Regions from separate parts of the Homo sapiens genome. Here region 1 is linked to region 2. A link is a loop called in an ENCODE intact Hi-C map of the cell type or tissue named here. Cell type or tissue: endothelial cell of umbilical vein. All regions are shown on one strand. Each heading gives the region's core, and the rest is flanking DNA. Links, peaks and the distances in the headings are about the cores only.

What was found. Hi-C counts contacts between places; a loop is a spot of excess contacts. Peaks named below come from ENCODE experiments on the same cell type or tissue, not always from the same donor. Only the 100,000 strongest peaks of a DNase experiment are listed, where the experiment ranks them.
Region 1: it touches region 2 in a loop (2.0-fold over the local background); 3 of 110 quality-filtered maps call a loop at or near these places.

Annotation. Positions count from the first base shown.
Region 1 is chr4:177,126,956-177,129,882 of GRCh38, forward strand. No RefSeq gene overlaps it. Among named protein-coding and RNA genes, the nearest start is that of NEIL3, 180 kb to the right of the region's middle. In endothelial cell of umbilical vein, for the core only: no CTCF peak of the experiment used is centred there; a DNase peak (open chromatin) is centred at 1,426; H3K27ac peaks cover 1,561 bases.
Region 2 is chr4:177,321,694-177,324,620 of GRCh38, forward strand. NEIL3 (nei like DNA glycosylase 3) reads left to right here. Exons shown (of 10, transcript NM_018248.3): 2 at 766-887. Among named protein-coding and RNA genes, the nearest start is that of NEIL3, 13 kb to the left of the region's middle. In endothelial cell of umbilical vein, for the core only: no CTCF peak of the experiment used is centred there; DNase peaks (open chromatin) are centred at 838 and 1,358; H3K4me3 peaks cover 728 bases; H3K27ac peaks cover 1,520 bases.

The sequences.
Region 1 (2,927 bases), core at 147-2,646, 190 kb before region 2:
TATGACATTTATCTGTCATTTTCCCATATTATTTATCCTCAAAAGAGTTTGTTTCTTTACATCATGTGGAAGGATAATTGGTCCCATAAAGAAGTAATTATTTATATCAACGAGGTAATAATAAAAGAGAATGGCTCATAATCTACTGGACGTTGCATGGCCTGTGATGTCTCTTTCCTTCTAGTCACTTTCGAAAGCTCAAATACCAACACCTTTGTAACTTCCTCCTTTTCCCCCATATACATAGTCAATTCTTCTTTTGTACTCCCTCAAATGTTAATTTGTACATTGATTTTCACATTTACATTACTGTATTATAATTACCTACTTACGTTTATGACCTGTCTGATCAATTTTAAATTAGCATTTTCTTCTCCCTTGTGTCTCGGTACATTGTATGCTGACATAGAGCAGATTCTCAATGGATGTTTGTTAAAGGATGCATTTTATTTCCTCAGTAAAACCATTTTATGTCATTAGACAAATTCAAGTATACAGTTAGATTCCAGAAACTATAGTCTACCATATAATTAAAGGTATTTCTGCTATTTTATGTCATTGAACAAATTCAAGTGTACAATTAGATTTCAAAAATTATACTCTCCCATGTAATTAAAGGTATTTCTGAAAAAAAAATGCTTATTCATGAAGGACAGTGTTTTTATAAAATTTGATATCTAATGACTGATGTTTAATAGCTGTGGAATAAAAGAATGCTAAAAGTCATACTGAATGCCTGAAAAAATGAGTCAGTAGTTGGGACTAGAACCAACCAAAAGATCCACAGAGTAGAGGTGATAAGAAGGTGTCTTGAGATTTTAGAATCAATAGCAAAAGCTATTAGTATCCATAGCCATGGAATTAAGCAAAAACAACAGACAGGAGAAGAAAAATTTATTCAGTGATGAAAAGAACATTGAAACCAAAGGGAAGGAACAAGTGACTCATCACAAAAGTGTACCACTATTAAAGGTAAGAGAATAGACCTGCTGTGGAGAGAATTAGAAACTGGTTGCTAATGTGCCTACATATTGAGAAAAACATTCTAGTTCCTATTTTCCTAAATTTCAATCACATCCTTAGAATAAAATTCTATTATCTAAGCTGACCTAAGTTTACTTCTGTTCCTCAAAACCTGAAAGACCCTAACAAAATATACTGGTATAACGAATGACTTAATTCAATTGTGTCTTTTCTACCTACATCCACAAACAAGTACCAAACATCAATTTTTTTTTCAGGAAAACAATCCTCTTATTTTTCATTACATTCTACTGCAGTTAGGACACCACACAAGTTTTACTTCCCCTTTCCTCTGACAATCCACATCTTGTTGCCACGGTCTGATCATTCTACTTCTGTTACACATCTCAAAATAGTGTCATGATCTTCATTCCTACTAGTTTACATATTTTTCATACTCACTTAAGTCTTCCTAATTGATCTCACTACATTTCTTTATTTCTATGTGTTTTTGTGATGGTAAATATCAACCTTTCATTGCCACGTTTAAGTCTCCTTCAAGCATTTCCTGTAGAACCAGTCTAGTGGTGACTAATTTCCTTAGCATTCACTTGTCTGGGAAAGACTTTATCTTTCCTTCATGTATGAAACTTATTCTGGTGGAATATACAATTCTTGACTTAAAGTTTTGTTTTTTCTTTTTTATAGTTCACCACTTTGAAAAATGACACCCAATTTTCTTCTGGCCTGTGAGGTTTCTGCTGAAAAGTCAGCTGTTCATCTGATGGGGTTGTAAAAAGCAGTATAGGTGACTAGATGTTTTCCTCTTGCTAATTTTAAAATTCTTTATTTAACTTTGACGTTAGACATTCTGAATATAATATGCCATGATGTAGTCCTTTTTGCAGTGTATTTTCGTGGGGATCATTGGATCTTCTGGATCTGGATGGCTAACTCTGTTGATAGACTTGGGAAGTTGTCATCAATTATTTTCTTAAACAGATTTTCTATACTTTTTGATACCTCCTCACCCTTGGGAGTACTGATCATTCATAAATTTGCTCATTTTATGTAGTCCCAGACATCTCAAAGGCTTTATTCATTCTTTTTAATTATTTTTGTCTTATTTTAAAATTATTTTAAAAGACCTGTCTTCATGTTTTGAGATTCTTTCTTTTACTTCATCTAACCTATTATTGAAGCTTTCAGATATATTTTATATTTCCTTCAATGAATTATTTTAGTTTCAGAATCTCTGCTTTTTTTAAAAAAGTATCTTTCTTCTTGGTAAATTTCTCATTCACATTCTGAATTGAGATTCTGATTTCTTTAGTTTGTTTTCAGATTTTTCTTGAATCTCACTAAGCTTTAAAATCAGTATTTTGAATCTTTTATTTGGCATTTCAAGGAATTCTTTTTGATTGGGGTCTATTGCTAGACAATCTTTGTGGTCCTTTAGTGGTGTCATATTTCCCTGCTTCTTCATGTTTCCTGTGTCCTTCCATTGATATCTGCACATCTGGTGTAACATTCGCTTGTTCCAATTTTTTGAAATTGCTTTTGTAGGAGATAATTTTTTTTTCCTGAAGATGTATGTATGCTGTGGGTTAAGATACTTTTGCTTTGATTTTGGGTGTCTGTGGTAGTGTTATCTTTGTATGACTTCTTCAGCAGTACAAAGGTTCAGTGGTATCTGTGATTTCCTTGGTAGCTTAGGGTACAGTTACTAGTTGAGGTTTTGGTGAAGTTTTGCTGGGGACTTGGACACCAGCTAAGCCAGTCTTTGGGCCCTGGTGGTGACGGCAGTAGGGTGAGTTTGCCTGTTTTTAGGCCCCAGAGCAACTTACACTGGCTCTGATGTTAGTCGGTTAAAGAGGGCTGATTCTTGGGACTCTGGGTGGCTTTCTTAGAAGCTAGTAGTGGGAGCGGTAGGCCAGATGGGTGTGTGGGTTCTCAGATGCCTG
Region 2 (2,927 bases), core at 207-2,706:
GAAAGGGAATATGAGTTTATTTTTTCTTTATTCTTAACATTGTGCTTGGAATAGGACAGGTCTCAAATTAGATTCCCCTACTCAGGGGGCCGCAGGTTTTTATCTCTGATCTCCTGCACCCTCACAAGATGTGAAAATTGAAGCTCTCATTCCTTAGTTTCATGTGAAAATTGAAGCTCTCATTCCTTAGTTTCAATCAATGCCCTTAGGATAGATGCTGGCTTCACAGCTCTCCCTACTACCTCTCAGGGTTCTCTCCCGCTTTTAGTTTTTGACCTTTTATTATTTCATACTAGCTTAAAAGTTCATCGGTGAAGTTAAAAATATTTTGTTTTCATATTTTATCATCTGTCATTTGTAGCTGTTTTTATCTGACCACTCTTTCAGGGAACTTGGCTATATACTTCTGGAAATGGAAGAACCTATATTCCAGTTTTTAGTTTTAGAACATTCGTGTTGTATTCCTATGCTTTCTTTTCATATGCACAGAGCTATATGGTCCTGGAAGAAACTTTATTTTGCTTGTCTACCAATTACTTTTTTTCACTTAATTTTTTTGGCCTCTCTCTCTTTAAATGACTGCATAGTGATTTGACAAAATGTATGTAAACAGCCGATTACATTACATGACTTGTTGGAGATTATTCTTCTCATTGGAATGCACCTGGGCGTGAAGTAATATAAACACATTTAAGAATTAAATAATGCTTTTGCTTAGAGTTTGTGTGTGTGTGTGCTTATGTGTGTACATGTATTTTCCACTAGGCTGCTGCACTGAATAATGATTCCAGCCAGAATGTCTTGAGCCTGTTTAATGGATATGTTTACAGTGGCGTGGAAACTTTGGGGAAGGAGCTCTTTATGTACTTTGGACCAAAAGCTTTACGGTAAGATAAGCCTGTACGATACATCTTATCTCTCTATATTTAAAGATGCGTAGAAGGCTAGATGGAGTTTGCCGGGTGTCACATTTAATCATATAGGAAGTACTGTGTTTTTAAGAGAGCTCCAATATGAGAGGTTGTGATTCTATCATGGAAATCAATAAACAGCAGAAGAATAAATTCTGATGTCATCATCACTTGGAAGACAGTCATTTTACAGGGCTTCCCAAGATGTATTAGAGCAACACATCTGTTTTGCTAGTCCCCAAGCTTCCTATACCACAAGTCTCTCCTTGTTTTTACCGAATGCTTATTGTATTCAGTGACATCGGTTACTTTATATTTGTGACAGGCCCTAGTTTGGTTTAAATGTATCACTTGATCTTTAAATATTTTTCTGGCTTCCTGCTTTCTCTGAAGCCTTGAATGGAATTTGGAAATTTACTTAGAGAGTGTAAAAACTTTCCAGAGAAATAACAGGTTCTCCATTGTTTCACAGTTCCCATGGAAATTCATGGCTAATATACTGGCAGAGAAGGACTAGCAACCTATTTCCTTTGTTGACTTAATGATAAAAAAGTCAAAATATATGTAATTGTGATGCATGATCACATGTTTAATTTTTGCAGGAAAATGAAAGCGGCCTTTGAGTTAATATGTCTACCCAATCTCATTCTGTCTTTTCTGAGTTTAGCCTAAGCTTTTGCCAACTGTAAAAATTGATACTGCTTCCTCAAATCGTTTTTAGTGCTGTTTAAAGATACTGACCACAGTTATCACCTTTTTCTTAAAAGAAAAGACCTGTTCCTGGACCCCATGCTAACCAAAGGTGAATAATTGTCACAAAGAGATGATACTATATGATTGTTCTTTATTGCATCTCATCTACCACATATTTAGAGTAATCCAGGGTTTATGTAATTGCTTTTCCTTTGAGGTGTTCTCTTTTCATTGTCAGCAGCTGCTGTCCTTGGACAACATTGTCACTTCATGGTTTTGCTTAGTCTGGAATTGATAACATCAGCATATGCCTAGTTGTTCATGCAGTAATGATATATTGCAGGTTACACTGCTGCTGTAGTAGACTGATGTGATGGAAAACTCATAGCTCTGGATAGAGTAGTACACAATGGGATCTATGCACGATAGTTGAAAACATTGATATGTTATTGATTCTCTGGTGTTAGGTACAGATTTATTTCTGTAAGATGAGAGGGGGTTTTTATCAAGTGCTCTCCACCAGACTGATAAGGGGGAAGTCATTTCTCAGCACACGGCTGTCAGTAAGTGTTCCATGAAGTTCTAAACAAGGACAATCACTTCTTCAAACTCATTGAACTAGTGCCCTCCCTGGAGAGTACCTATGTCAGTATATGGGTGGGAAAAATGCAGTGGCTTGCTTCCTTTCAGTTTCCTGCAGCCATAACAACTATTGGATGTAACAATTCAAGGTCAATGGCAGATCTGCTGTTGGAATCTGAACCTAAAATCATTTGCCCCTCTTTTCACAATGTAACAGAAGTTCAAAAAATGTACTTCCAACCTGTGCTTCTTAGAGGAATGGATAACTCTCTCAAAGAAATGTGATCTTTTTGTGAGGCTGCAGGTCTGTGCACCTGCAATAGAAATGTAGTCTTCATTTTTGACTTCTGCCTCCCACCCACCTGGCTCATCTGCATTTGATAGAGCATATAGCAGGAAACACTTTCAAAGGTTGCTCACAGTTTTCCCTTGATACCCAACTTTTCACAAGCAAAATTGCCCGCAGAGTTTAGTCATAAAGTGTGTGCATCTCATAGGTTGGGCCATGAATCTCCTGGGATTCATTGGTTGAATCTCCTGGGATTCATTTGTTAATGAAAGTAGAATACGAGCATAGCCTCTAAAAGAATCTGCCCTGTAAAAATCCACACATCAGAAAGATACAAATTAGAGAGTGATTACTTCTCTACCTACTAAGTGATATATTCAAGTGCTCCTGATAGTGCCAAGGAATACTAAAAATTATTTGATACACATTTATTTTAGGAGCACTATTGTGTT